Linked DNA regions of Homo sapiens: all the other regions are linked to region 2. The links are chromatin contacts, found by Hi-C or POLR2A ChIA-PET in ENCODE. All regions are on one chromosome and are shown on one strand. The core of a region is the stretch at or near the end of the contact, and the rest is flanking DNA. Distances in the headings are between cores, read along the strand shown. Region 1 holds the start of ZNF573 (zinc finger protein 573). Region 2 holds the start of ZNF875 (zinc finger protein 875). Region 3 holds the start of ZNF607 (zinc finger protein 607). Region 4 holds the start of ZNF790 (zinc finger protein 790).

Region 1 (7,194 bases), core at 4,200-6,699, 440 kb before region 2:
GCATACCCACATTTCAGTTATCTGCATTATTGCACATTTAAATTTATAATGCATACATAGGATTCAATTCAATAGGTATAAAAATGTTAAGTAACCTTTTCTCTCATGCACCCCCGTCATTCAGTAGCTCTTTAGAGTCAACATTTTAATTTTGTTGTGCATCTTTTCATAATTTTGTTTTCTTTTTCTTTTTTCTTTTTTCGAGACGGAGTCTTGCCCTGTTGCCCAGGCTGGGGTGCAATGACGCAATCTCGGCTCACTGCAACCACTGCTTCCTGGGTTCAAGCAGTTCTCCTGCCTCAGCCTCCCAAATAGCTGGTATTACAGATGTGCGCCACCATCCCTGGCTAATTTTTTGTATCTTCAGTAAAGATGAGGTTTCACCATGTTGGCCAGGCTGGTCTCGAACACCTGACCTCGTGATCCGCCTGCCTCGGCCTCTTGAAGTGCTGGGATTATAGGCATGAGCCATCACGCCTGGCCTCTTTTTCTTTTTTGATAGCGATGGGGTCTCACTATGTTGCCCAGGCTGTTCCTGAACTCCTGGGCTCAAGCAATCCTCATGCCTCAGCCTCCCAAAGTGCTGGGATTACAGGCATGGGCCACCACACCCAGCCAAAACTTTTTCTTTTTTTAAATGTATTTTATTCTATATATTTAAGGTACACAACATGATGTTATAGGATACATATACATAGTATAAAGGGGTTACTATAGTGAAGCAAATTAACATCTCTATCATCTCACAGATACCCACATTGTTTGCGTGTGGCAAGGGAAGCTAAAATCTACTCATTTAGCATGAATCCCAGCCTTATTATGTATTTTTTATATGCCTAAAGTATAGTCTGATTTTGCCTGGTTTCTCTCTTACATAATTGGAGTAATAGTCTGTATCCTGCTGCATCTGGCTTCTATTACTCAATATTAAGTATTTAATATTCACATTTAGCATCGATTCTGCATTCCATTAAAACAGTACACCAGCTAGGTGTGGTGGCTCATGCCTGTAATCCCAGCACTTTGGGAGGCTGAGGCAGGCGGATCATGAGGTCAGGAGATCAAGACCATCCTGGCTAACACAGTGAAACCCTGTCTCTATTAAAAATACAAAAAATTAGCCAGGTGTGGTGGCACGCACCTATAGTCCCAGGTACTCGGGAGGCTGAGGCAGGAGAATCGCTTGAACCCGGGAGGCAGAGGTTGCAGCGAGCCAAGATCACACCATTGCACTCCAGCCTGGGCGACACAGTGAGACTCCGTCTCAAAGCAAACAAAGAAACAAAAAACCAAAAGTTAGCCGAAAGTAGTGGTGCACACCGGTAATCCCAGCTACTCGGCAGGCTGAGGCAGGAGAATCACTTGAACCTGGGACGTGGAGGTTGCAGTGAGCCCAGATCGTGCCACTGCACTCCAGCCTGGGCAACAGAGTGAGACTGTGTCTCAAAAAACAAACAAACAAACAAAAAACAGTACACCAGTGTGTATCCCTTCATGGTTGGTGGACATGTGGGTTGTGTTCATTTTTTCAGTTACAAATGATGCCGTTGTGAACATTTTTGTATTTCTATTTGGTTACCATTAGTGTGTATTTATGTACAGTATAAAGCAAGAGGTAAAACCATAGGTTACATGGTAAACATATCTTCAGTTTTACTAGGTATTATTGGCTTCATCCCAATGTTAACACACCAACTGACAGTCTTACAATGTCTGATAATTCCCAAATCTTTGCATTCTTGCTGACACTTAATTTTGTCAAAATTTTAATTTGAGTTTTTTGGTGGTTATGTGTCAATGACTGTAGTATTAATTTACTGGACCTTTTCTTCTCTGTAACAGGCCCTGTCAAGATATATGTGTGGTACGGCAGGGGTAGGATGGCAGCGGTAGGAGCCCCTAGAGGTAGAAGGGGCTCTGGAATCCTTCATCGTCCTATGTGAAAAAGTTTGTGGCAGTGATTTTTTTTTTTTTTTTGAGACAGAGTTTCGCTCTTGTTGCCCAGGCTGGAGTGCAATGGCGCCATCTCAGCTCACTGCAACCTCTGCCTCCCAGGTTCAAGCGATTCTCCTGCCTCAGCCTCCCGAGTAGCTGGAGTTACAGGCGTGCGCCAACACACCCGGCTATTTTTTTGTATTTAGTAGAGATGGGGTTTCACCATGTTAGTCAGGCTGGTCTTAAACTCCTGACCTCAGGTGATCCACCTGCCTCAGCCTCCCAAAGTGCTGGGATTACAGGCGTGCGCCACGGTGCCCTGATATTTCCTGTGTACAGTGGTGTAGCCAGGGTGCAAAGCCGCTTCCTAATGATTCTGTGATCTAAATATTATATCTTCTTGCTTCCCTTTAAGATATGTTCATTCCTCCATACAATTAAACAATCTCAATTACTCTTGAGGGAGCATAAAATCCTCATTGTCTAATCATGGGTCCTTCCAAATTATTTGTTGGCTTGTGTTTAAAATATGAAAAAGATAATGTCGATTTTGTTTTATTCTTACTGCTTAACCTGAACAAAATGTCATAGATACCTCCTGGCCTGTTGCTCAGCCAAGGAGAGTCACTTGAATAATGAACAAGACTGGAGGGAAACCACATTGATAATTTATCATTACACCGTCATCACATACATGGAACTCATCAATGATGCTTACAAAAAAATTGGGTCATTTGTGGAAAAGTGTAAAGAGAATATAGGAGATGTCTCAACTGAAGACAAAAAGCTACAGAAAATAATTGCAAAAAAAAAAAAGTGTTAAGATGTGAACACAAATTCAGAGATTCAGAAGCACAAAGTGCTAAGTTAAGGGAAAAAAAGAGTTATCAATACTTTCTTCCTTATGGAGAACAGGATGAATTCTTAAAAGGGCAAGTAATTGTGAGTCTGATATATCTGAAGATAATTAGTATTTCTAATGTTGTAAATGGTTGTGAATTTATAGTCACTATTCCTATTTCCTTTAGACTAGTGACCGTGACTTTGATCAACAGAAACACACCGGGTTAGTACTGTTATCTATGTCTCTCATCATACTATGTGTTAAAATAAGTCGATCAATTTTTGTCTTGTATTTGTTTTCATTTCACTTTATTTTAGTTTCTCTGGAACAGGGTCTCACTCTGTCGCCCAGGCTAGAAGTGCAGTGACACGATCACAGCTCACTGCAGCCTCGACTTCTCCAGGCTCAGGTGATCCTCCTGCCTCAGCCTCCCAAGTAGTGGGGACTACAGGCATGAGCCACCCCGCCTGGCTAATTTTTGTATTTTTTTGTAGAGACAGCGTTTTGATGTGTTGCTCAGGCTGGGCTCAAACTCCTGGACTCAAGCGATCTCTGTCTTGGCCTCACAAAGTACTGGGATGACAGGCATGCACCATGGCCCGAGGTCTGTTTTAATTTTATTAATTGGCTGATTCATTCAGACACATAATTATCAAGTAAAATCTCACTATTTCCTTAGCATTTCCCTTCAATTTAGCTTAGAAAATCTATTCCTAAGTTAATTTTTTAAAACATATACAATTAGCCAGGTGTGGTGGCACATGCCTGTAATCCCAGCTACTTGGGAGGCTGAGGCAGGAGAAGCACTTGAACCCGGGAGGCAGGAGAAGCACTTGAACCCGGGAGACAGAGATTGCAGTGAGCCGAGATCGCGCCACTGCACTCCAGCCTGGGCAACAGAGCGAGACTCCATCTCAAAAAAAAAAAAAAAGGTTTTCTCCAGATCATTTTTACATTTAATTATTCAGTCTGTTTTGACTATACCTTTAAGAATTAAGTAAATATAACTTTACTTCTACACACTATTAGTCAATGTACCTAACACAATTTATTGAATAAACCAGTCCATTCACAACAACATCAAAAGTACGTACATTTCCCAATGTAAATTAATACAGCCATGATGGAAAATAATATGGAGATTCATCAGAAACTAAAAATAGAATTACTATATGTTCCAGCAACCCCACCGGTGGGTGTATAGCTAAAGGAATTGAAATCAGCATGCTGAAGAGATAACTGCACTACCATTCACTGCAGCATTATTCTGCATTGGATACGGAAGCAACCTAGGTGTCCAGCATGTTATAAGTGGATAAAGAAAATGTTACATATTATATATATTATGTATATAACCTTATACACATATATATATGTATATATAAAGGAATACTATTCACTTTTTAAGAAGAGGAAAATCGGCCGGGCACAGTGGCTCGCGCCTGTAAATGCAGCATTTTGTGAGGCCAAGGTGGGTGGATCACCTGAGGTCAGGAGTTCGAGACCAGCCAGATCAACATGGTGAAACCCTGTCACTGCTAAAAATACAAAAATTAGCCGACGTGGTGGCGCATGCCTATAATCCCAGCTACTTGGGAGGCTGAGACACAAGAATCGCTTGAACAGGGGAGGCAGAGGTTGCAGTGAGCTGAGACTGTGCCACTGCACTCCAGCCTGGGTGACAAGAGCGAAACTCCGTTTCAAAAAATAATAATAAGTAAATAGATTTTTAAAAAATAAATAAAAAATAAAAATAAAACAAGGAAAATTCTGTCATCTGTGACAACATGGATAAACCAGGAGGACATTATGCTAAGTGAGAGAAGCCAGTAACAGAAAGATAAATACCAAATACCACATAAGTGGTATTTGTGGAATCTAAAAAAGTCTAACTCTTAAGAGGCAAAGAATGGTGTTTACCAGAGACTGAAAAATGGGGAAAAGGGAGATGTTAATTAAAACAGTACAAAATTTCAGTTAGTCAGGAGAAATAAACTTTGTTAATCGATTGCATAGAATAGCAACTACATAAATAATGTGTTGCATGTTTCAAAATTGCTAAAAGTAGATTTTAAATGTTTTCACCACAAAAAAGTGAGGTGATGGATTTAATTAGCTTGATTTAATCATTTCGCATTGTAAACATAGATCAAAACAGCATATTGTACCCTATCAGTATATAAAACATACAATTATTATTTGTCCATTTTTAAAAAGTTACTTTTCTCATACCTTATAACAAGACTGGACTTCCTCAGGGGACACAGAGCAGAGTCCCCGCCCTCGGGAGCTCATAACCGATCCCCCACGCTCGCCCTCGCGGCCACACTTTGAAAGCCCTCCCCTACCGGCTCTACACTCAAACAGCCCGAGGCTTCGGGCAGCCTCGAGTTCGGATTCCACTTCTCAGCCTTCTGGGGTCACTGAAACCCTCAGAACTCCGAGGACAAGTCGGACACGCCTTCGCCTCAGCCATCTTCGCCAGCGCAATAAGTCTCTGTGTCTTCACACTCCTGGTAGAGGGAAAACTAAAACCTCCGGGAGCCAGCGTCCGGCGGTGCCTGCAATCTAACCGGGATTTGGGGTTCCGAGCCACTTTTCCCACAAGCCACCGCGGTCATGGAGCTTTAGGCTTAAACTACATTTCCCAGAGGGCAACGGGAACACCCAATCTATGGCTTCCCTTCCGTTTTCGCGTGGTTCTTTTGCAAGGTGGGTTGAACTCATTTCAGTATATAACAGGCACAGAGTACTCGCAGGGAGGGCTCTGGGCAATCAAGTTACGTTGGAGCCCAACCTAAACCAGCCGGGGTGGTGGAGGAAGCCCTTTAACCGTGGAAGCCTCTAGTGTGGACGGCCAGTTGTTATCGGAATCTCAGGCCCGTGGGTGCATGAACAGCAGAGGAGGGTATTTGAGTGCGCACGTGAGAGAATGTTGTATATGTCAGATGGGGAATGTTTGAGAGTGTGTGACAGAGAAACTGCGTGTGAGAGGCTGGGATGTGCCTCCTTGACGGTGGGTGCGGTTGTGAGGCTGTGACAGGTGAGTGAGTGGCTGTGCTTGCGTGACGGGGATATGAGGTGCTTGTCCTTTTCATGTACGTTGATTGCGGTGGCACTGCGGTGTCACTTTGAGTCTTGGCTGTAGGTTCCCGGCTGCTGCTTCTCTCCTCCCTCCTCACAGCTGCTTGCGGCTGACACACACAAAAAATGTCTGCAAGAGGGAAGTTGGATACTGAACTCTACATCAAGTTTTCCAGCAAGAAGGCATTGACTTGCTGTGAGATTGGAAACGCCTGGGAGGTTATTTCTTTGTGAGCTCTGAGAGCGAGCTACCTGTCTCAGAACCTCGTCTTTCCCAGAGCTCTGACCCCAGGAACCTGCTGTGAACTCATACCCAGATTCCAGCCTCTCTCCTACCTCCATGTGTTAAAGTGTGTGAACAGGGAAGGCGTGGAGGGTATTGTGTAAGGAGGCATTCCGTGCTTCAAGGAAAGGCCTGATAACTCATGATTTTTTTCTCCCTCCCTGGTCCTGCTATTCCTCAAAAGGACTCTAATGAGGAGGAAAAAAATTCTTTCACATCTAAAACTCAATGTTTAGGCTAGTTGGCTTTTTTCTTTCCTAAGGTTACTGGTTTTAGAGTATGTTTTACTTCATCTGAAATGTGTCTGAATGTCCTAATACCAATCTGCTTTCTTTCCAGTAGATGTTGGGAGCCATTGAGCTGAATCTCATTAACGTTCTCATATTTGGCCGGGTGTGGTGGCTCACGCCTGTAATCGCACCATTTTAGGAGGCCAAGGCGGACGGATCACTTGAGGTCAGGAGTTCGAGACCAGCCTGGCCAACATGACGAAACCCCATCACTACTAAAAATACAAAAATTAGTCTGGCGTGATGGTGCATGCTTGTAATCCCACCATCTTGGCCAGGCTGGTCTCGAACTCCTGACCTCATGATCCACCCGCCTCGGCCTCCCAAAGTGCTGGGATTACAGGCGTGAGCCACCGCACCCAGCCTTATGTGGATTATTTTACTTCATCTTCAGACTATTTTATATGCTAAATGACATTTTCTCCCAATTTACCAATGAGACTTTAAGACACATTTTATTAAGTATCAGAGCTTAAATCTGAAAGTCATATCCTAAAAGACTAACAACAGAATTTGTATTAGTTACTTCAAGAGACCACCTCTTAAATATTACTTTTTTTTTTTTTTTTTTTTTGAGACAGAGTCTCGCTCTGTCGCCCAGGCTGGAGTGCAGTGGTGCGATCTCGGCTCACTTGCAAGCTCTGCCTCCCGGGTTCAGGCCATTCTCCTGCCTCAGCCTCTCCGAGTAGCTGGGACTACAGGCGCCCGCCACCACGCCCGGCTAATTTTTTGTATTTTTATTAGAGACTGGGTTTCAC
Region 2 (7,590 bases), core at 1-2,500:
AAAATTCAGGTCAGACTATGTTTGGAGCCGAAAAGACCAAAGGGATTGTGACCAACTCAGCATTCCACTGGAGGTTATATGATTAAACGGTAAACTGTTTATCATGAATGCAGGATGTGAGCAAACGCACACTGCCACCAAAAGATGTGCTGAGAGCCATCACTGCCTGGCGCCTGGCTCCTTGAAGTGATCTACCAGGAAATCTAGCGCCTATTGTTGGAAGGATGCAGTCTTGCAATTGCGAACCAAACGGCCAACTGACAATTACCTGACAATCACCACCCCCTAACTTGTTATCTGTTTTACCAATAAATACGGGAGGGTTGTGTAAAGCTCAGGGCCCTTGTCCACTAGAGACAAAGTGCCCCCGACCCCTTCTTCCAAATATACTTTTTTGTTTCTTGTCTTTTATTCCTTTTGTTCAGTCCACCAGGTCCGTGCAGGTTACAAGTGGCGCCCTGAACAGCGACAGAATCGGACGCTCTACAAGACTATATCAAAATCCTCCTTGTTCTATGGACTAGGAATGACTAGGGCTAGGAATGACTTTGCCCAATACCAACAAGGCAGCCTCCAGGACAAGAAAAGGTAATGGGACCCATTCTGTTGACAGCCAAGATAGAATTACAGTTAATTCTCACCTCTTTTTTGGCTCTCAGGAGCCCTGTGGCCATTTTCCTGGTCTCCTGAGTGCTCTTCCTGGAGAAGGGCAAAGTCTCAGAAGACAGATCTGGGGATGTGAAGAGAAATAAGAGTGGCCTAGGTGGAAACACCCTCCCCACGAAGTGAAGCGCAGTCCGCTCCAGAGCCCCACAGTTGGGGTCTGGGATGTCACAGAAATCACCAGAGCAGCCAATTCCCATCCAGTGGGGGGCCAGGATGACCCAGCCACCCTCAAGCTCAGCCGCAAGCTCGGGACAGGGAGTGAAGCCCTTGTCCCCAAGCAACGGAGTGAGGGTTTATCTCTAACCCTGTGGGCTCGAATGAAAGGAAAATGGCCTGGAGGTGCCCAAAGGAGAGCGCCCTAGTTCTGAGATAGCTCTGCGGCTCCCAGCCGGCGTCCCCGTAACACAGGGACACGCAGAGGGGCATGCTGACTGCCTATAGGGCACTCACGGAACGCGGGTGCACGCTGCGGATCCTGAAGCCGAAAGTCAGGTAACAAGGTGCAGAGGTGTGGGAAAGACCTTAAGAGGGAGGCCTTCCCGGGTCCCAACCAGCTTAACGCGCCTGGGCCACCGACCGGAAGTGTTTCTGACGTCAACGCTACACACTGAAGGGTAGGGAGGGGAGCGGAAGTGACCGCAGAGGCCTCTGGGGATTGTAGTTTCGGAGCTACAGAGGCGGAGAAGTCGGCTTTGCCCACCACACAGGGTGACTGACATCTGCACAGCGCACACAACCAAGTTTACGAACCCACTCTTAAGATGCCCAAGTGACGTTGACAAGTTTCTCTGTAAACCAATGAGATCTGCTGACCGCGAAGGCATCGCGGGACTGCCGAAGGATTCTGCAAAATGTGGTCCCGGTGCTCTGCGGGTGGCCAGTGTGCGCTGACCTTCAAGGTGCGGGTGAGCTGAGCTCACTACGCAAGTCTCCGCCCTGATGCGCCCTTCCCTGAGCAGGTGCCAGGTCGGGACAGACGCGGCTCAGGGAGAGACGATGCTCTGCGGGAACCACCAGTTTGGAGGCGACACCGGCCCTTTGTCCCCTAGAGTAGGAGGGTGTACCAGGACAGGGAACCCCAAGGCTATTTTCGCGGAGAGCAGGATTGGTTTGGGGCAAACTCCCGGAATGCAGATGGGGGAGACTGGTCGCGTGTCCCTAGGATTTTAGGGGATGCAGACTGAACTTGGGGTGAACAGCAAAAGATCCCCTGGTGGTGGTGGGGATCCGAAGCTTGATCAGGAAATTCCCGAGGTTTTTATTGGAGGCTGGGGTACAGGTGCGGCTTGGAGGAAACTTCCGGAGGGTGGGGTGGAGGTGGGGCGGTGTTGGAAAGGAGGCATAAGTCTGACCGTTTTGTTCAACAGGGGTGTTTTCTTTTTGCATTGATTTTATTTTTAAAGATATTACATTAAAATATTGTTTATCTTGATTACTGAGTTTTTTTGGTGACCCTTTAAATTCTGTATCCACAGTCCCCAGCATTTACAGAAGTGAGGGCCTGGCTTCTAGGGCATCAAGCAGCCAGAAAGTCCCTTAGGACAATTGTTGAATTGTCAGTGAGTCATCTTTTCCTTTCCTGACTTCCTTAATATCCACAATTTCCTCGTAACCATCCCTCCAAAGCCACACCCACAAGGCACCTCCAAGACCTATCATGAAGCAGATATTCAAAGATTATTTGTAAATCTTCACACCCTACCCCCTCCAGAATGTCTTCCAACATCCCTTTGCCTGGAGAAGTAAAAAACAAGGTTTGCATGTTGGGTATCAGCCTCTCCCATTGAGAGGGTGTTTAGGAAGGAGGATCAGCCGAGAGCCCTATTCCAGCCCAGGTAAATGACCCGGCCAAAGATTTAATATCTATAAATGTAGAATGCTTGTCACAGAACTCAGTGGGAACCACAGTCAGGCATGGGGCTGGGATTTAAGAAGCACAAATGAAAAGCAGGGACTAGAAAACTTAAGAAAGATATGGTAGGGGTGGGGGTGGGGGTACAGTGAGGATGTGGGATCCTGAGATAATCCAAATCACTATGTTTAGATGTAGGTGTACAAAGGGAGTAAAGAGAGACCCAGGCTGATGGGGTATTTGTAATAAATCAAACATAATGTAACAGCAGGTCAAGTAATAAGGGGACTCTCAAGTGATAAGGATCAAGTGATAAACAGTGAAAGGGGCAGAATGAAACTCTACAGAAATTAACAAACATCAACAAGACATCTAGGAAAGCATTTACAGCTGCATTCATTTAAATGAAAGGTGATAGTTACTCAGTGCTGTGTGCCAAGTACAATGATACACTCTCACCTGAGTTACCCTTGTAAATCTGAACCACTTGTCATTATCTGTGCTTTAAGGAGTCCTATTTTCCACACTCTTAACTGGCTTGAGATGTGAAAATCCATCTAAATTATAAACGCAGTGGGGAAGAAAAAATCTAGTCATGCCCATCAAGGGAACATGTCTAGTTAAAATTAGCATAGATAAAAATCAGCAAAAAACAAAAAAGCAAATTGAAAAAATATTCTTTGAAATTAAAAGCCATACAAACCACTGTGTCACTGATGAGTTAAAGAAGAAACTGGCCTGCAAACCAGAAAATACACTGGAAGAAGCAATAGTTAAAATACTTCAGATCTAAACCTGTAGAATGAGGCTACCTCAGTTCCAAATATATCAGCTTAAAAGTAGTGGCAAAAAGAGCAAGAAGTTGGCCAGGCATGGTGGCTCACGCCTGTAATCCCAGCACTTTGGGAGGCCAAGGTGGGCAGATCACCTGAGGTCGGGAGTTCGAGACCAGCCTGGCCAACATTGCGAAACCCCATCTCTATTAAAAATACAAAAATTAGCTGGGCGTGTAGGGGTGGGTTGCCCCTACACACCTGTGGGTGTTTCTCGTAAGGTGGGACGAGAGATTTGGAAAAGAAAAAGACACAGAGACAAAGTATAGAGAAAGAAATAAGGGGACCCGGGGAACCAGCGTTCAGCATATGGAGGATCCCGCCAGCCTCTGAGTTCCCTTAGTATTTATTGATCATCTGTGGGTGTTTCTCGAAGAGGCGGATGTGTCAGGGTCACAAGACAATTGTGGGGAGAGGGTCAGCAGACAAACACGTGAACAAAGGTCTTTGCATCATAGACAATGTAAAGGATTAAGTGCTGTGCTTTTAGATATGCATACACATAAACATCTCAATGCTTTACAAAGCAGTATTGCTGCCCGCAGGTCCCACCTCCAGCCCTAAGGCGGTTTTTCCCTATCTCAGTAGATGGAGCATACAATCGGGTTTTATACCGAGACATTCCATTGCCCAGGGACGGGCAGGAGACAGATGCCTTCCTCTTGTCTCAACTGCAAGAGGCATTCCTTCCTCTTTTACTAATCCTCCTCAGCACAGACCCTTTACGGGTGTCGGGCTGGGGGTGTCGGGCTGGGGGACGGTCAGGTCTTTCCCTTCCCACGAGGCCATCTTTCAGACTATCACATGGGGAGAAACCTTGGACAATACCTGGCTTTCCTAGGCAGAGGTCCCTGCGGCCTTCTGCAGTTTTTGTGTCCCTGGGTACTTGAGATTAGGGAGTGGTGATGACTCTTAAGGAGCATGCTGCCTTCAAGCATCTGTTTAACAAAGCACATCTTGCACCGCCCTTAATCCATTTAACTCTGAGTTGACACAGCACATGTTTCAGAGAGCACGGGGTTGGGGGTAAGGTTATAGATTAACAGAATCTCAAGGCAGAAGAATTTTTCTTAGTACATAACAAAATGGAGTCTCCTATGTCTACTTCTTTCTACACAGACACAGTAACAATCTGATCTCTCTTGCTTTTCCCCACATGGGCGTGGTGGCCACTGCCTGTAATCCAGCTACTTGGGAGGGTGAGGCAGGAGAATCACTTGAACCCAGGAGGCAGAAGTTGCAGTGAGCCAAGATTGTGCCATTGCACTCCAGCCTTGGCAACAAGAGCGAGACTCTCAAAAAAAAAAAAAAAAAAAGCAAGGAGTTATTAGCTCTATACACTTTTTTTTTTTTTTTTTTTTGAGACAGAGTCTCACTCTGTCGCCCAGGCTGGAGTGCAGTGGTGCCATCTCGGCTCACTGCAAGCTCCGCCTCCCAGGTTCACGCCATTCTCCTGTCTCAGCCTCCCGAGTAGCTGGGACTACAGGCGCCTGCCACCTCGCCTGGCTAATTTTTTTGTATTTTTAGTAGAGATCGGGTTTCACCATGTTAGCCAGGATGGTCTCGATCTCCTGACCTCGTGATCCACCCGCCTCAGCCTCCCAAACGCTGGGATTACAGGCGTGAGCCACCACGCCCAGCCAAGCTCTATATACATTTATAGAAGAAACTTCTAATTTGAAAAACTCAAAGTTTTAAGTAACAATGATCACAAAAGGGGAAGAACAAACTTCCAGAATCTTGGGGACAGAGGGTGGTGTGGTGGGAAGAGAGGGAATTACTCTGTCACCAATGAGTCAAAAAAGTTATTAAAGATTAATTTTAAATGAATAAAACTAAAAACCAAGACTTACAGAATGAGACTAAAACCATGGCTGGAGGAAAACTTTTAGCCTGAAAGTAGCCTATGACTTAGAAATTAAGGCAGAAAACTAAGGAGTAAGCAGTTACCCTTCAGGTTAGAAAACCAACAGAATAACAGGAAATGAGAGAGGGAGGAAATAATCAGATGGGGCTGAGATGGGGGCTTATGGGGATGAAGGAGGCAGGAAGAGCACATTAAGTCTGTGCATAAAGTCACTCCCTAAGGACAGTCCCTGAGAGGAAAGTGGGTGCACAAGGATCAGGCTAGGTGTAAAAGGTGACAGGCAACCCTGGAGGGTACATTCAAGGGTTGACAGTGGCTAAGAAAACAGGAGGGAAAGTCAAGTGTTGAGCCTTTCCTGTCCCTAGCATGGAAGACATCAGGAGCTGATGAGTGAAAGTGATAAACACCATTCTCATCACCAAAAAAAGTCAAGTATTTGAGGTAATGGATAGGATAATTTGACTTAAACATTCCACACTGTATGGAAAAATCATAACATCATTTTGTACCCCATAAATATATACAATTTAAAAGATAGGTAAAAATCAGAAAAAAATTGAAAAAATATTCTTTATTTTTCAAACATATATAATTTATGGAGTACAATCTAATTCATCAATGTATATGATTTTTTTTAATGGTAAGTCAATAAACACAGCAAACAGTCCCTTGAGAGGCAGAGAAGGAAAATGGGCACAATCTGCCCTTAGAAAGACACAGCATTTAAATCCACGCATGTGAGAACTCCAGGATTCAAGACTAGGGGTCAAAACACAACCTGGTTTATCACCTATAGCCACAGGATGGCACCAACACCCACTGCTCCAGCCTGAGCTGGCCAGAGAGAGAGAGCATCCAGGAAAAGCTGGAACCTCCCAGAAGGCCTGAGACCTGCAGGTACCACACTGTAGTCCACTGAAGAGGAGGGCCCAATGTGAGGGGGAAAAAACCACTGAGGAAACATAATATTTGTGTATTTTTAATAAGATATTTAATACGTGTTCAGGTAGAAGTAGGTACAATGACAGAAAATAAGGTAGAGGAATGTGCTAGACACCACAGATACGTAATGATGGACAATAAATGACATGATGTGGAGAGTTCACCCACACATGCAGACTTCTTATGTTCACATAAACATTTATCTGCATGCATCACCCAGTAGAGACAAACTGCACTTACACTGTGAAGTCAACGAGGAGATAAAGTAAAAATCAAATACTTATGGAGAGAGTCAGTCTCTCCATTTAGTGGGAAACCCTTCAGAACACGCACACAGCATCTCCCCTCCCTTCTGAATACCATCCATAGCCTGCAGCAGTAGATGGCAAATCACAGCCTGGGCCACCCTTCCCAGAATGTCAAAAACATGGACATGCAGACCACAGAATTCACCAGATACCCAAGCTGGGTGGTGCGAGGCTCTGAAAGACATGCTTCAAATAAGAGGGACTAGAAAACTCCGCAAGGGAGCAACAGGGATCAGGGATTCCAGGAGGATCCAGGGGCCTGTGCGAAGAGCAAGCAGTGAGCAGATGTGTGTGTCAGTGATTCGGTGGCATGAACTCAACACCATCTAATACAGCAGCTCACGTTTCTTTGTGCATCAGACTCACCTGGGGACTTGTTAAACACAGATTGTTGGGTCTCACTCCTAGAGTTTCTTCTTCAGTATTCTGGGGAGCAGCCTGTGAATCTGTATTTCCAGCATGATTTTCAGGTGCTACTGATACTATTGGTCCAAGGACCACACTATGATCTAATTTAACATCAGATTAGGGGAGGAACTAAGGAGCAAAGAAGCAACAGAATGGACCTGAACCCTGTACGGGCTTCTCTGTAAACTCCTCAAACATAAAAGCCTTCGAGACACTCAAAGAGCATTTACAGCATCATGTCTACAAATACAAGGCACCACGCAGGGAGTGCTCCATCAAGTAGAGAGAAGAGCTCACTGAGTGTCCCTGTCTTAGTCTGTTTGTGTTGCTATAACAGAATACCACAGACTGGGTGATTTATAAGGGTTCACTTGGTTTATGGTTCTGAACACTGGGAAAGTGAGGGGCCTGCATCTGGTGAAGGTCTCGCTGTGTTGTCCTATGCTGGAAGGTAAAAGGGCAAGAGAGTGACCACATGTGAGAGGGAGAAGGGGAAAGACAGAAAGGGAGGAAGCCAACCTCATCCTTTTATCAGGAACCCCCTCCCAAGATAACTAACCCACCCTACCTTCATCCATTCATGAGGGCAGAGCCTTCATGACCTAATCACCTCTTAAAGGTTCCACTGATCAACACTGTTGCATTAGGGGTTGAGTTTCCAACACATGAACTTTGGGGAACACATTCAAACCACAGCAGTCCTCATGTAAACCT
Region 3 (7,205 bases), core at 74-2,573, 390 kb before region 2:
TGAGCCAAGATCGTGCCATTGCACTCCAGCCTGGGCAACTAGAGCAAAACTCCGTCTCAAAAAGAGAAAAAAGAAAAAGAAAATAATATGTGGAGTCAATTTAATCCATTGATCTATGTGTGGTATTTCTGAGAGATTATTCAGGAGATTCAGGAGCAACAAATCCAAGAACTAATTAAGAGAAGAAAAAGTGATCAATAAGTTCTTAAATTGTAACTTTAATAGTTTTTTTTCCTTGACTATTTGTATTTTTGAATGGTGATTTTTTAGTTTTGTTCCTTTTCCTCTTAGGGTATAGACAAATATTTTTTATTTTTAAATTAATTTTACTTATTTATTTTTTGAGACAAGGTCTTGCTCTGTTGCTCAGGCCAGAGTGCGGTGACACCATCATACCTCACTGAAGCCTGAACTTCCGGGCTCAACTGATCCTCCTACCTTTGTCTTTGGAATAGCTGGGCCCACAGGCGTGTGCCACCACACCAGGCTAACTTTCATTTTTGGTAGAGTTTGGGAGGAGGAGAGGGGTGTCTCACTATGTTTCTTAGGCTGGTTTTGAACTTCTGGCCTCAACTGATCCTCCTGCCTTGGCCTCCGAAAATGCTGGGATTAAAGGCGTGAGCCACCGTGCCCAGCCTGTATTCATCAATATTTTATTAAGCCAAAGAAACAGGAAATTCGGACTATTAAATATTTGTCCGTTTTAGCTGTTGTAAATATTTCCCCCAAATTTACTTACCTAAAAATTTTTCTTATTCGTTTTTTACCATTTGGAAATTTTGGATGCTTCTAAATAACTATGAAGATTTACAAAGTATTACATGAAGGATCAAAAAAATTTTTTAAATTTCTTATTTTATCTTCAAGAAGCCTATTCCAGAACAAAAATAATAAAACTATTTAGCAGTTATTTCTTCAGATGATTTTTTAGTCAAATTTTTAGTCAAATATATTCGTGTCCAAAGATGAAGAACATAATGTCATGTATTGAAGAATGTGATGGAACTTCAAACCCTCATATAGGACGTGAGTCCATTTACTTAGCGCTTGACGAGACAAGCTGGGCCTGTCGGGTGGTATTAAAAGTCCCAGTCCCATGTGTTACCAAGGAGGCCGGCTCTACCTCAGGAGCCATGAGGGTTTCGGCGCCCCACCCTGAGGAGCTCACACCCATCCAGCAGGTGATCCCTTCCGAGGCTACCTGGATCAGTTTCTACTCAGACTCGCCTCCTACTGGCCCTAAGAACGCACTAACTCCACCCTAAGCCTCAGGCCAGGGGCCCAGTAGTGGCCGATCTGCGCATGCGCACTCGAGGCAAGGCGGCCACTCCCAGAAGTCTCCGGGGCTCGAGCGGTGGGTGGGAGGCGCGGTCCAAGTGGTCGCTGCCGTATTTCTCGTAGGTTTTTAGGATTCTGGACTCCATTTCTCACCGGTACCTGCGGTCCTGACTGTTCTGGCTTGGACTACATATTACAAAGGCAACGGAGAAAACTTGGACCCCTGGCTCCGGTTCCGGGACCTTTTGGTTCCACCTGAAGAAGGCGGCGCAGGTCACTGCGGGAGCCTCTGCAGCCCCAGCCCGCCGCCCGCGTGGTACCCTGCGTGGCGGTGAGAGTGGGGCTGCAGGAGGCGCTCAGAGCGCGGAGGCCCCCAGGCGGGCCGGGCGAGTCTCCCGCCTCCTCAGGCCCTAGGGTGCTGGAGCTGCGGAGGAGGGGCCCGTCTCTAGGAGACAGGCGGGGAGCGTGAGAGACCGCGCAGCGGCGACAGGACCGGCTTGCCTGTGTGACGTGGGTGCAGTTGCGGGACTGTGAGGGGTGCGTAGTCGACCTTGTGTGACCTGTACATGCCGTGTGTGTCCTTTGTAAAGCGTGCTTCGCTGGGCTCTGTGGGGTCTATTGACCCTTGGCTCCAGGTTCCCTGCTGCTTCCTGTGCCTTCCTCAGCCTAGTACGACTACAACAGAGAAATGGTCCCAATGGGAAATCAGATACTGAGTCTTAGATGAAGATTTCCAGTGAGAAGAAACAGATAGGATGAGAAGCTTAGAAGAGTAATTGCCCTTAAGAAAGGTATGATAGATTCTGTTAAATAAAAAAGTATTCAGTGACACTTGTTAAAGCATGCAAAGAACCCTTTATTCAGGACCATGGTGGTAGGTATTGGGATCCCGGCTGTGAGATTTTGCAGTGGGTAACAGACATTGGGCTCAACTCCGAATTCAGCATGAACAAGTGGGAATTTATAGCCAAGAAGGTTAGGGATCACTGGATGAGAAATTACTAAGAGGAAATGTCTGGGTTAAGGAAGATTCTGACTAAACGCACCTAACAGGATTATTTCTGGAGAGAGAGACCTGGGGGACGGTGGAGGATGAAGATACGGAGGCGAAAGGGTCTTGCTAAACTGACTTAGAATAGTTCTTTGCTATAGCCAGATTTTACAGTGAAGTGTACAGATGGGCCTAGCTGAAGGTGTAGTAGCCTGACTAAAATTTGGTCTGGCAGGGTTTGTCAGTTTCGAGTGTAGGATTCCCTCCTGAAAAGGGTTGTTACTCCGCCCCCACCTCCCGGTTCTTGGAGTTTCATTTACATGTTTAACAAACACGGCCTTGAATTCTGACCCCAAGAACCTGCAGTGAAGGATGATTGCAGGTTCCATCCAACATACTTCCTTCTGGTCGTGTGTATGAAATTACGCGCCTGCAGCCTTGGAGGGGGGAAACATAAGCGCTAAGTATTATGAGGCAATTTTGGATATTCCGTTTTGGATTTCTGTAGATCAAAAGCAACAAGAATATGAACTTAGCCGTGATGTGAAGGAAGTGAGCCAGAATTTAAGTTTTCCAAAATAGGAATTCTCGGTCATTGGTGTACTGTCTGTAGACCAATGCCCTTATGGGCATAAGGGACATCACAAACCCCCTGAAATTCTATAAAGAATTCCTGTACATGTTTGTTAATTTGCATTTTTCTAGGATGTCCATAATCCAAATTATTTAGACTCAGGTTTTAGATCTGGAATCAAAGAGTTTTATACCTTTGAATGGTTTTGCAGAAAACTAATGAACGAGATTATGGGAATGGTTAAGAAAATTATACAGCGTCCAAGGGATTGGATATTATACAAATAATAAGATTTATGTTTGTAAAGAATCTGTCACAGGATAAATAGCTGTGATCTAATGTTTAACACTATTTAGAGTTACAGTGGTGGATCACAGTTCTCAAACTATATATGCAACTCTTTTTCTTTCTTTTTTTTTTTTTTTTTTTTTTTTGAGACTGAGTTCCGCTCTTGTTGCCCAGGCTGGAGTGCAATGGTGCGATCTCTGCTCACTGCAACCTCCGCCTCCCGGGTTCAAGCGATTCTCCTGCCTCAGCCACCTGAGTAGCTGAGATTACAAGCATGGGCCACCATGCCTGGCTATTTTTTTTTTTTTTTTGTATTTTTAGTAGAGACGGGGTTTCTCCATGTGGGTCAGGCTGGTCTTGAACTCCCAACCTCAGGTGATCCACCCACCTTGGCCTCCCAAAGTGTTGGGATTACAGGCGTGAGCCACCACGCCCAGCCGCAGCTCATTTTTTAAAAATGGAATTTTGGGCCTGGCACAGTGGCTTCCGCCTGTAATCCCAGCACTTTGGGAGGCCGAGGCGGGCAGATCATGAGGTCAGGAGATTGAGACCATCCTGGCTAACATGGTGAAACCCCGTCTCTACTAAAAATACAAAAAATTAGCCGGGCGTGGTGGTGGGCGCCTGTAGTCCCAGCTAGTCGGGAGACTGAGGCAGGAGAATGGTGTGAACCTGGGAGGCGGACCTTGCAGTGAGCCGAGATCGAGCCACTGCACGCCAGCCTGGGCGACAGCGCGAGACTCCGTCTCAAAAAAATAAAATTTAAAATTAAAATTAAACAAAGGGAATTTTGCAAAAACTTTTGCAAGGATTGTATCCAAAATGATTATTTAATTGGTTTTTCAGAGAGGAATGAAAGGGTTGTGGCTACATTTACTGAGCATATAATGTGTGCCCCAAATTATTGGACCTATTTTGTGTACCTGTTCCCATTAGATGTGCAGAAGCCATTTCCCTGTCCACTAAGGAAAGAATCTTTATAGTGAATTGTTTCTAGTTATGTAGAAGAAACACAGCTAAAGGCTGTTCAAGAAGACAAAGAGTTACATGTTTTAGTCACGCTGATTTTTCATTCTAGGCCTAATATTTAGATTTCTTTTAATGACACATGTACCCTCTCCCCATAAGGATACTTTTAGAAATAGTTTATTACTACTTTGAAATATCTTGAAGTTATATTTATGATGATGGAATTAAGGCAGTTTCGTCACAAAAATTTCACTCCCTAAGATAGTTTCAAAGAAGAAATTTAGAATAACCCAAACCTCCCTGCCCAGAGAGAATCACTTTACAAATTTGGGTGTATATGTTTTCAGTTTTCATGTGTGAGCACTTGTGTGTGGTTTTGTCTTTACAGAAGAGAATTAATGAAATAGACAGACTCCTACTTTTAGTTAGAAAAAGGAATCTAACCCAACCATGGATATAAAACCAGTATGATGAGACACCATTACTTTGGACTGAGCTTCTGCACTAGGCTCCAACAGACCAGACTAAACCAAAATGAAGTCACTCATGCTAAAAGCCACATTACAAAACTGAAACTTTAAGGGAGCAGGTAGAGTTCCAAACAGATCAGTTTTTCCTGAAAACAGGAGACTCCAGTCTACCTGAGTCAGCATAATAAGGAAATGACCTCCGCTTAACCTTCCAGAAAAAAGTAAACTGAAGTAGCCTGATAGTCACCAATCAATTTTTTTTTCTATAGTTCTCTTATTTGTTTCCACCTTACAAAATCCACTGTTTCTCCATTGCTCAGTAGGAGCTCTTACGCTATTTTGTACAATGGAGGCTACCCCTTTCATGAATCACAAAGCCCATTAGATCTGTAAGTCAATGTGTTGCAACTAGGTCTTTTGACATGGGCTTTCATATATCTCTGCATTTTAAGAGGAGAGGGAGCTACCAGGGACCTCCTTCAGAGGTGAAAAACAATCCAAGTTTTTATACCTTTTAGGTATTAAAAATGCGATTTAAAACTTAACAGGGCACAAATGATGAAGACATCCTCTCAGAATTAGTAGTTTAGAAATGCAAAGTTACTGCAGAGAAAAGCATGGTAATCTATGATTTCCAGATGTCTTGCAAGTATGGTAATATTTCCAAAGATAGTTCAGTAATAATAACAAATAGGTATTGTGATATTTACAAATACTCACATAAATGTTTGTATTTGGCAGGAAAATAAGATTCACTCTCCTTAATATTCTTGACCTAGCACTTTATTAGATCCAGTTCTTTGAATGTATGTGAGGCTGAGTGGTATCTTCCTTGTTTTCTGTACCTGCTGGGGAGTAAGGAAAGGGGCATTTTCTCCTTACTTATCTGATCATCTTTTTTTTTTTTTTTAGATGGAGTTTCATTCTGTGGCCCAGGCTGGAGTGCAATGGCATGATCTCAGCTCACTGCAACCTCCACCTCCTGGGTTCAGCAATTCTCATGCCTCAGCCTCCTGAGTAGCTGGGATTACAGGCATGCATCACCATGCCCAGCTAATTTTGTATTTTTAGTAGAGATGGGGTTTTACCATGTTGGTCAGGCTGGTCTTGAACTCAGATGATCCGCCCGCCTCAGCCTCCTGTAGTGCTGGGATTACAGGCGTGAGCCACCACACCCAGCCAAAAAAAACCTAATTTTTTTTTTTAAAGAAGACTTGTATTTTCTTAAAGGTGGGCCATGAAATTTGTAAATTCGGAATTATGAGTAGGAGAAAGCCCATGAAGCACAAACTTTAAGAAACAGAAAGTGGCTGGGTGCAGTGGCTCATGCCTGTAATCCCAGCACTTTGGGAGGCTGAGGTGGGCAGATCACTAAGTCAGGAGTTCTAGACCAGCCTGGTCAACATAGTGAAAGCCCATCTCTTCTAAAAGTACAAAAAATTAGCCGGGCATGGTGGCACACGCCTGTAGTTCCAGCTACTCGGAGAGCTGAGGCAGGAGAATAGCTTGAACCTGGGAGGTGGAGGTTGCAGTGAGCCAAGATTGTGCCACTGCACTCCAGCCTGGGCGACAGAACGCGACTCCATTTCAAAAAAAGAAAGAAAGAAAGAAAAACAGGAAGCAACAGAATTAAGTTCCTTTTATAATAACGGATTAATGAGCATGTGGTATTTTTTAACATTTGATGATAATGTTATTACAGTAGCTATCATATTTTACTTTTTTCGTGTTTCTATAGATCATCTTGATTAATCTTCAGAACTGTCTCGTTAAGTAGGATATATTCCTATCCCTTATTTGCTGATGGGGAAACAGGCATTCATATGTTAGCATCTCTCATAAGGCAAAACTCAGTATCACTTTTGAGAGTGAGAAGACAGCCTGTCTTCTTAATTTCAGCAGGATACCACGTAACTAATTTTTGCATACTTTTTTTTTTTTTTTTTTTTTGAGATGGGGTCTCACTCTGCCATCCAGGCTGGAGTGCAGTGGCATGATCTTGGCTCACTGCAACCTCGGTCTCCTGGTTCAAGCGAATCTGGTGCCTCAGCCTCCCAAGTAGCTGGGATTACAGGCACCCGCCACCATGCCCAGCTAATTTTTTTTAAAATTATTTTTACTGGAGACAGGGTGAGTATGTTTGTTGTTGCTGCTGCTGCTGCTGCTGCTGCTGTTGTTGTTGTTGTTGTTGTTGTTGTTGTTTTGAGACGGAGTCTTGCTCTGGAGTGCAGTGGCGCGATCTTGGCTCACTGCAAGCTCCGCCTCCTGGGTTCACGCCATTCTCCTGCCTCAGCCTCCCAAGTGGCTGGGACTACAGGCGCCCGCCACCACGCCTGGCTAATTTTTTTTGTATTTTTAGTAGAGACGGGGTTTCACTGTGTTAGCCAGGATGGTCTGGATCTCCTGACCTCGTGATCCGCCCACCTCGGCCTCCCAAAGTGCTGGGATTACAGGCATGAGCCACTGCGCCCGACTGGGTGCATACGTTTTTAAACCTGTCTTATTTACTAACTCATCCTTGGTACTATTTTCCTTTGATTATATGATTTAAGATCAATCTTAGTAATCATGGCATAGGATGTTACCATAGTCCGGAGAATAATATGTTTAACCTACTCCCTATTGTGCTTTTAAT
Region 4 (7,596 bases), core at 1,009-3,508, 500 kb after region 2:
TAATAAGTGGCTTACTATGCCTAAACTTTTTGTACAAACAGTATGGTTTATGTTAAACACCCGCTTTCCTTCTGGGAATTTGAAATTCTGGTATGTGTTAGGCACAGACTGCCTATGTGACCAGCCCCCAATAAAAACATAGGGCACTGAATCTATAATAAACTGCCCTGATTGGTAACATCTCACATGTATTGTCACAACTCACTGCTGGGGAACAAATAAATCCCATATAAATTTACTGGGAAAGAACCCTTCGCAGTGTGCACCTGGTTTCCCCTGGACTTTGCCCCATGCGCTTTTTTCTTTACTGATTTTCTTTTGTATCACTTCACTGTGAGCCTCCCAGTGAATCATCAGAGCTTGGGCGTGTAGTGGTTGGTCTTGGGGTCCCCTGCCAGTAGTACCAGGAAAATGATGTTGATGGCTGGATGGGCATACCTTTCCTTCTGTAAGGCCTTTACTATGGGGTTTTCGGTTAATCCAGTTAGGAGTTTAACAACTAATCAAGACAGAAAATTTGTACAATTTGATTGCATTTATATACATTTCACAGCAAGATTAAAACTTTTTTTTCTTTTTTTGAGATGGAGTTTCGCTCTTGTCGCCCAGACTGGAGTGCAGTGGTGTGATCTTGGTTCACTGCAACCTCTGCCTCCTGGGTTCAAGCGATTCTCCTGCCTCAGCCTCCAGAGTAGCTGGGATTACAGGCATGCACCACCACACCTAGCTAATTTTTGTATTATTAGTAGAGACAGGGTTTTACCATGTTAGCCAAGCTGGTCTCGAACTCCTGACCTCAGGTGATCCACCCTCCTCAGCCTCCCAAAGTGCTGGGATTACAGGCGTGAGCCACCGCGTCCAGCTGAGAGATTAAAACTATTAAAGAGCCAAGATATTATTAATACCCTAAAGATCAGCTGGAGCTGGAGCTGGGTATCAGAAATGATCACACAGGTTATGTGCAGTGACTCATGCCTGTAATGCCAGTACTTTGTGAGGCCTACTTGGGAGGATCACTTGAGCCCAGGAGTTCGAGACCAGCCTGGCCAACATGGCGAGACCCTGTCTCTATAAAAATTAGCTGAGTGTGATGGCACACACCTGTAGTCCCAGCTATTCTGGAGGCTGAGGTGGGAGGATCACTTGAGCCAGGGAGGCAGAGGTTGCAGAGAGCCTAGATCGTGCCACTGTACTCCAGCCTGGGTGACAAAGCCAGACCCTGTCTCAAAAAAAACAACAAACAAACAAACAAAAAGAGAAATGATCACATAGAATGGGCATTTGTTCTTGAGATACCAACACTTGTGTGGAGTTATACTGAACTTACACATTTTATGCACTTCAAGTATTTTCTGTTTCACAATAAAAAAAGAAACAACTATTTTAGTTACCTGATAAGTTTGAAAGTACTGAAAAAAATTACTCCTCTGTCAGAAAGTTTAGATGTAGATTGAAATGATGTACATCTAAAAGAGAAGCAAATGAAAACTGGCAAGTGTGTACTTCAGCAAAAAGAATGGCATGAATGGAATTTACAAAACAGTACTAATGTTACTATAAACATTAATTGAAACCAAACACTTTAAGGGCGATTGGAGGATGGGAATAAGGTATTAGGAAGAGTTCTCATGGATTCCCAGACAGGGTACCCCTATAGGGCTGGGCATGTAGCTGTGTCCCATGGATCGTTTCCCCTTCGTTCTATCCCAGGCTGGTACTTGTGGGACAAGAGGTGTCCACCCAGCCGGGCCGAGGCTCGGGCAGAGACGGGACAGACTCGCCACTCGCTTGGCACAGTCTTGTAGGACTTTCCCGCCATGCCACATAGGTCAGAGGCCCACGCAGCGAGCTCCTACTGAAAACCATCGCACCATCCCCCCGGGGCATTTCTGCAGTGTTCCAGGCTCTGGACTACATTTCCCAGGGCCGTCGGGACCAAGGTTACTTCCAGCCTAAGATGGCCTGGGCTTACTGTCCTGTTCCCAGGGCTGGGAGCCTTTTGCAGAGGTAGGGCAGCCTGCATGCCTCCGCTGAAGCTTCCTAAACGCGGCCTGGAATTCTGGAAGCTCTCGGCAGCAGATGTGAGCGGTGTGTGGGCGATGGTCTTTGCCCAGCGAGGGGATGGGGCTCAAATGCAGGGTCCGTTAATGGTGACCGCGGTGTCCGGGGCAGTTAAAGACGGCCCAGGCTCCGGACTACATTTCCCAGAGTGCACCGTTCCCCGGGCAACTTCCTGTCAGCCCTCTGTCCCTTTAGGGTTAATAGAAAGATCGCGGAACCTTCCACCATCAAGGGACCGCAGGGCCGGGTGAGTGATTCCGAGACACAGAAGCCGAATGACTCCGGAGGGCCCGAGGCCGGGGCTGAGGGGAGTGAGGTGCTAATGTCTTTGGAGTTGGTGGCTTTGCCGGCGAGGGAGCGTGGGGGCGAGCGATCGCGATGGGAGCAGTGGATGCGAGAGTGAAATTGATGCAGGAGCTGGGGCCGCGACGGGAGCTTGTGTGTGTGTGTGTGTATGTGTGTGTGTGTGTGTGTGTGCGCGCACGCGCACACGACGTTGACAGGCGCTGTGTGTGACCCTAATGGACTATTTAAATGTGACTGTATGTACGTGATTATGACTGCGTCGCGTTGTGCGTGACCACGTTCGTAAAGGTGGTGATAGCAGCCGCTATGGGGCCAAAAACAAAGAATTGAGCTTTGCGTTGAGTGACAGGCATAGTCCTTCGTGAATGTGTGGGGAGCAGTTTTTGTGCTGGCCCGTAGCTGGATTGGAGTGGGGGCAACCTAGAAGGAGGGGAGAAGAATGGGACACAGTGTAGACAACATAGTTCAAGAGTTTCTCCGTAAATTAGAGCAGAGAAATGGAGCAGCAGGTTGGGGTAGAGGGCTGGGGAAGACGGCTGGGGAACAACCACCCATCAACATGTTGTTGGAAATGAGCCACGAGAGGGGGGAAAAGTCCAGGCAAGGGTAAGTAAACAAGGCTCATCTGTGTGGGTGTAGTTAAAAATGCAAGAATTAAAAAAAATAGAAAAGGGTAATCGCGCTGCAGAGAGTAAACCATGAGCTGAAGATTTCAGATATAGGGGGAAAATACCCTGTGTTTGGTAGAGGTCAACAAAAGTGAGATGTGGTGAGTTATATACAATCTCATGGCAGGAAATTCAAAACTAGAGTTTGTGGAGGGAGGAAGAAAGGTCTGAAGGTAGTGAACAACAAGGAGGCCGGCCATCTGTTCCATTTTCAGACCCACTGGTAAGAGGCTGTAGCTGGGGAAATGTTGAGAGGGCTGCAGAGTCCTCCAGATACAGCCTAGTTTCTGTTAGACTCAGAATGTTAGGGCGTGTTCAAGGAAGTGGTTGAAGATAAAAGAGGAGTTGGTTGTTAATGAATTATGAATTCCATTATGAAGGCATACAGGAAAAGTGTTGAAAGTTGGGAAGAATGAGAAAAGGGGACAAATGAGACTTGATGGTATACAATGTCCGAAAAGACAGTTGACTAGAAATTCTGGGACTTCTTATAGTAGATAAATATAAATACAAGGTTGGATTGACATTTATTCTGGTTGGATTCAAGTCAGTTTTGGAGAGATAGCGTGGGATAGTGAAAGATGATTTCTTGAGTGTGAGAAACAAACTTACCCGTCCCAAAGAATGGACTCAGAGACCCGGAGAACAGCAAAAGTGAGACTTTTAATGATGGTCTTGCAAGATCAGTGTCTGATAGGCACACCCAACAGTTTCAACAAGCAATTTATCCCCTAGTGCACAGGTTCCTCCCCTGGTTCCTCATAGGCTGATAACTATGGGGTCACAATCTTCCCGGATGTTGCCTATTGATTGTTGGGTAGGGGCTTCAGGTGTTTTGTTTTTTGATTTTTGTGAGACAGAGTCTTGTTCTGTCACCAGGCTGGAGTGCAGTGGTGCAATCACGGCTCACTGCAACCTCCGCCTCCCAGGTTCAAGTGGATTCTCCTGCCTCAGCCTCCCGAGTAGCTGGGACTACAGGTGCGTGCCACCACGCCCAGCTAACTTTTCTATTTTTAGTAGAGATGGGGTTTCACCGTGTCGGCCAGGATGGTCTCGATCTCTTGACTTTGTGATCCGCCCGCCTCGGCCTTCCAAACTGCTGGGATTACAGGCGTGAGCCACCGCGCCCAGCCGGTGTGTGTGTGTGTTTTTTTTTTAGGCTTGTCTTGCTGCATTTGGTTGCGGCCCACAATGCACTGCAATCCTAGTTAGCTCAAGGTCTCTTCAATAGTTGACTTATGACCTAAGCAGCTGGGCAGGCTGATAAAAGCAGACAAAATGAGCTATTTTGCAGGCTAGCAAACTTTCATCTTAGACTAAACTTCTTTGGTTTGGGTGAAGGCAACTAAGTGGGGGAAAGGGAGAAAGCGGGAGGCTGACAAGCAGGCATCATCTATCCAAGCAGGGGCCTAGTATATCCTGTTTCTTCTGTAGTTTGCTTACCTAAGCCAATTCAAGGCATTTTGTCTTGGAAATGGACCACTGTATACATTATTTCCTTCACTGAGTATCTCTCAGAAAGAAGGAAGCTTAAGATAGAAGGGGGGTCAAGGTAGGCAGAATGATGGCCCTGCAACCAATGTTTACTTCCTAATCCCTGGAAACTAGGACGATGCTACTTTATATGGCAAAAAGGACTTTGCAAAGGGGATAAAGTTAAGAACCTTGAAATGGGGGCGATTATCTTGTTGGACTAATATAATGACATGGGTCCTTAAAGTCAGTGAACCTTTCCTGGCTGAGTTTAAAGTCAGAGGGAGATGTGACCGCAGAAGAATGGTCAGAGAGATGCCACATTGCTTACTAGATAGAGGAAGTGGGCCTTAAGCCAAGGAATGTTGGTGGCCTCTAGAAGCTGGAAAACATAAGAAAACGAATTCTCCCCTGGAGCTTCCAGAAAGGAACACAGCCCTACCAACACCTTGATTTTAGCCTAGTAAGACCCAACTCAGACTTCTACTGAACTATATGATAATAGATTTGTATTATTTTAAGCCACTACCTCATGGCAGTAGAAAACTAATACAGTGGTGTAGTGTCTTGGCCTCAGTGTTGTGGAGGAGTCTTGATCCCTGTGACATAAGGGGACCTCAACCTCTGTTGATTATGTTGAAGACTTCCAGTAAAGTACATAGGTCCCCACTTCACCAATAATATAATTTACAGTTTTGCTATATTGTGTTATTTTTAAACTTTGGAACTTAGTGAACTTTTATTTGTGATCTAACATCTGGTCAGTCTATACTTACTTTTTGCCTTACACTTGATTTGTCTTGGATTGAGAGAGGTGTATTAATGAAATTTTATTTTATTTTATTTTATTTTTTTTGAGACGGGGTCTCCCTCTGTCGCCCAGGCTGGAGTGCAGTGGTGGGATCTCGGCTTACCGCAACTTCTGGTTCAAGCAATTCTCCTGCCTCAGGCTCCTGAGTAGCTGGGACTACAGGCATGCGCCAACATGCCCGGCTAATTTTTTTTGTATTTTTAGTAGACACGTGGTTTCACCACATTGGCCAGGCTGGTCTTGAACTCCTGACCTTGTGATCTGCCCACCTTGGCCTCCCAAAGTGCTGGGATTACAGGTGTGAGCCACCGTGCACAGCCAAAATTTTATTTTATATAACCTGTAACTTTTGCTTTATGAAAGTTGTTGTTGCTTTGATATACAGATATTAATGATTGTTATATGTTTATTATGAATTGCAGGCTTTAGCATGCTCAAGATCATGGCCTCTGCTTATTTTTTTGTTTGTATTTGCCTTGTAATATGCTGTATTTCTTCCTAGTCTTTTTATTGAAGTTTATCATATATACAGACAATACGTTATTCTCATGAATAATCAGGAAGAGAGCATTCTTGCACTTGTCATTTTGTGTTTACATGTATGCATTTCTATTGGGTTATTCCAAGGAGAGGAATTGGTGAGTAAGAGTATGTGAATCTCCTCAAGCAGATACTGTCAGTTTTCCAAAATGGCTGAACCAGTTAAAAGTTCCCATCAACAGTTTATGCAAGTTCCAATTGATCCATCTTCTTGTTAACACATGGCATTGTCAGACTGTAAAATGTTTGCCAATATGGTGGATATGTAGTGGTATTGCATTGTGGTTTTCCTAACTGATGACTAAGGAACTTGAATACCTTTGTTTTAATGTGCATTGTCCATTTGGATATCTTCCTTTGGGAAGTGCCAGTTCAAGTTCTTAGCCTAGCTGTTGGGAAACTTGTCTTTCATTGTTAATCCTTAAGAGTTCTTTGTATAATCTGAATGAGTCCCTTGTCAGCTTTGTGTATTGTATATATCGTCTCCTAGCGTAAGGTTTGCATTTTTACTCACTGTCTTTTTTTTTTTTTTTTTTTTTTTTGAGATGGAGTTTCGCTCTTGTTGCCCAGGCTGGAATGCAATGGTGCGATCTCGGCTCACCGCAAGCTCTGCCTCCCCGGTTCAAGTGATTATCATGCCTCAGCCTCCTGAGTAGCTGGGATTACAGGCATGCGCCACCATGTCTGGCTAATTTTGTATTTTTAGTAAGAGACAAGGTTTCTCCATGTTGGTCAGGCTGGTCTCGAACTCCTGACCTCAGATGATCCACCCGCCTCAGCCTTCCAAAGTGCTGGAATTACAGGCATAAGCCACCATGACCAGCCCATTCACTCTTTTCTGATGAACAAAAATTGCTTTTTAAAATGTAGTCTGATCATTATCATTTTTCTTTTATGGTTTGTACTCTGTATCTTATTCAAATCTTTGCTTATCCCCAAGGTATGAAGATATTCTGTATTTTCATCTATATTTATCTGTCACATGTAGGTATATAAACCTGGAATTGATTTTTGTGTCGTGAGGGGAAATCATGATTTGTTTTCCTCATATAAATTCAGTTGACCTGGCACCATGTATTCAAGACCATCCTTTCTTCCATGTTATTTATTTGCTCTGAAATCTATGGTGTCTTGATATTATAGCCACCTAAGCATTATTTTGATTATGATTTGCATGGTATATCTTTTGCTATCCTTTTACTTTTAAGCTTCCTATACCACTATATTGGGGAAACTGACACCTTGAAAATTATCAGCCTTTCATCCCATGAATGTGATAAATTATTTCATTTGTTTAGGTCTTCTTTAACTATTTGTAGTAATTAATATAAAGACATTGTACAGGCCAGGTGCGGTGGCTCATGCCTGTATTCCCAGCACTTTGGGAGGCTGAGGCAGGTGGATCACCTGAGGTCAGGAGTTCGAGACCAGCCTGACCAATATGGTGAAACTCTGTCTCTACTAAAAATACAAAAATTAGCTGGGCATGATGGCTGGTGCCTGTAGTCCCAGCTACTCGGGAGTCTGAGACAGGAGAATTACTTGAACCCGGGAGGCGGAAGTTGCAGTGAGCCGAGATTGTGCCACTGCACTCCAGCCTGGGTGACAGAGCGAGACTCTGTCTCAAAAACAAACCAACAAACAAAAGATATTGTATGTTACATATATTGTTAGATTTATTTATAGGAATTTGAATTTTTCCTGCTAAGTGCTGTCATTTTAAATTTCCTACTTTTT

Evidence for each region. Hi-C counts contacts between places; a loop is a spot of excess contacts on that map. ChIA-PET counts read pairs that join two places held with the same protein, here RNA polymerase II (POLR2A). Pooled maps may share reads with other maps.
Region 1: a map of CD8-positive, alpha-beta T cell shows a loop between it and region 2 (20-fold over the local background). The contact joins the promoter of ZNF573 here to the promoter of ZNF875 in region 2. A Hi-C loop is called at or near these places in 1 of 168 maps with a recorded cell type or tissue (CD8-positive, alpha-beta T cell) and 12 of 50 pooled maps. POLR2A ChIA-PET finds 5 or more read pairs at or near these places in 6 of 52 experiments (CD4-positive, alpha-beta T cell, HEK293, Panc1 and 3 more).
Region 3: a loop to region 2 is called in a pooled map, with 5 times the contacts of the local background. The contact joins the promoter of ZNF607 here to the promoter of ZNF875 in region 2. A Hi-C loop is called at or near these places in 6 of 50 pooled maps. POLR2A ChIA-PET finds 5 or more read pairs at or near these places in 2 of 52 experiments (WTC11 and activated T-cell).
Region 4: a loop to region 2 is called in a pooled map, with 6 times the contacts of the local background. The contact joins the promoter of ZNF790 here to the promoter of ZNF875 in region 2. A Hi-C loop is called at or near these places in 1 of 168 maps with a recorded cell type or tissue (stomach) and 6 of 50 pooled maps. POLR2A ChIA-PET finds 5 or more read pairs at or near these places in 2 of 52 experiments (Panc1 and naive thymus-derived CD4-positive, alpha-beta T cell).

What each region holds. Positions count from the first base shown.
Region 1 is chr19:37,777,841-37,785,034 of GRCh38, reverse strand. ZNF573 (zinc finger protein 573) reads left to right here and starts at 5,449. Exons shown (of 5, transcript NM_001172690.2): 1 at 5,449-5,491. RefSeq lists enhancers at 4,635-5,297, 5,156-5,505, 5,212-5,506, 5,298-5,961.
Region 2 is chr19:37,328,309-37,335,898 of GRCh38, reverse strand. It overlaps ZNF875 (zinc finger protein 875), which reads right to left and starts at 1,250. Exons shown (of 5, transcript NM_001353803.2): 1 at 1,117-1,250; 2 at 642-730. The coding sequence starts at 674. RefSeq lists enhancers at 1,086-1,185, 359-1,300, 1,396-1,505, 1,301-2,243.
Region 3 is chr19:37,713,879-37,721,083 of GRCh38, reverse strand. ZNF607 (zinc finger protein 607) reads left to right here and starts at 1,323. Exons shown (of 5, transcript NM_032689.5): 1 at 1,323-1,815. RefSeq lists silencers at 1,562-1,671, 1,732-1,821.
Region 4 is chr19:36,833,049-36,840,644 of GRCh38, reverse strand. ZNF790 (zinc finger protein 790) reads left to right here and starts at 2,258. Exons shown (of 5, transcript NM_206894.4): 1 at 2,258-2,308.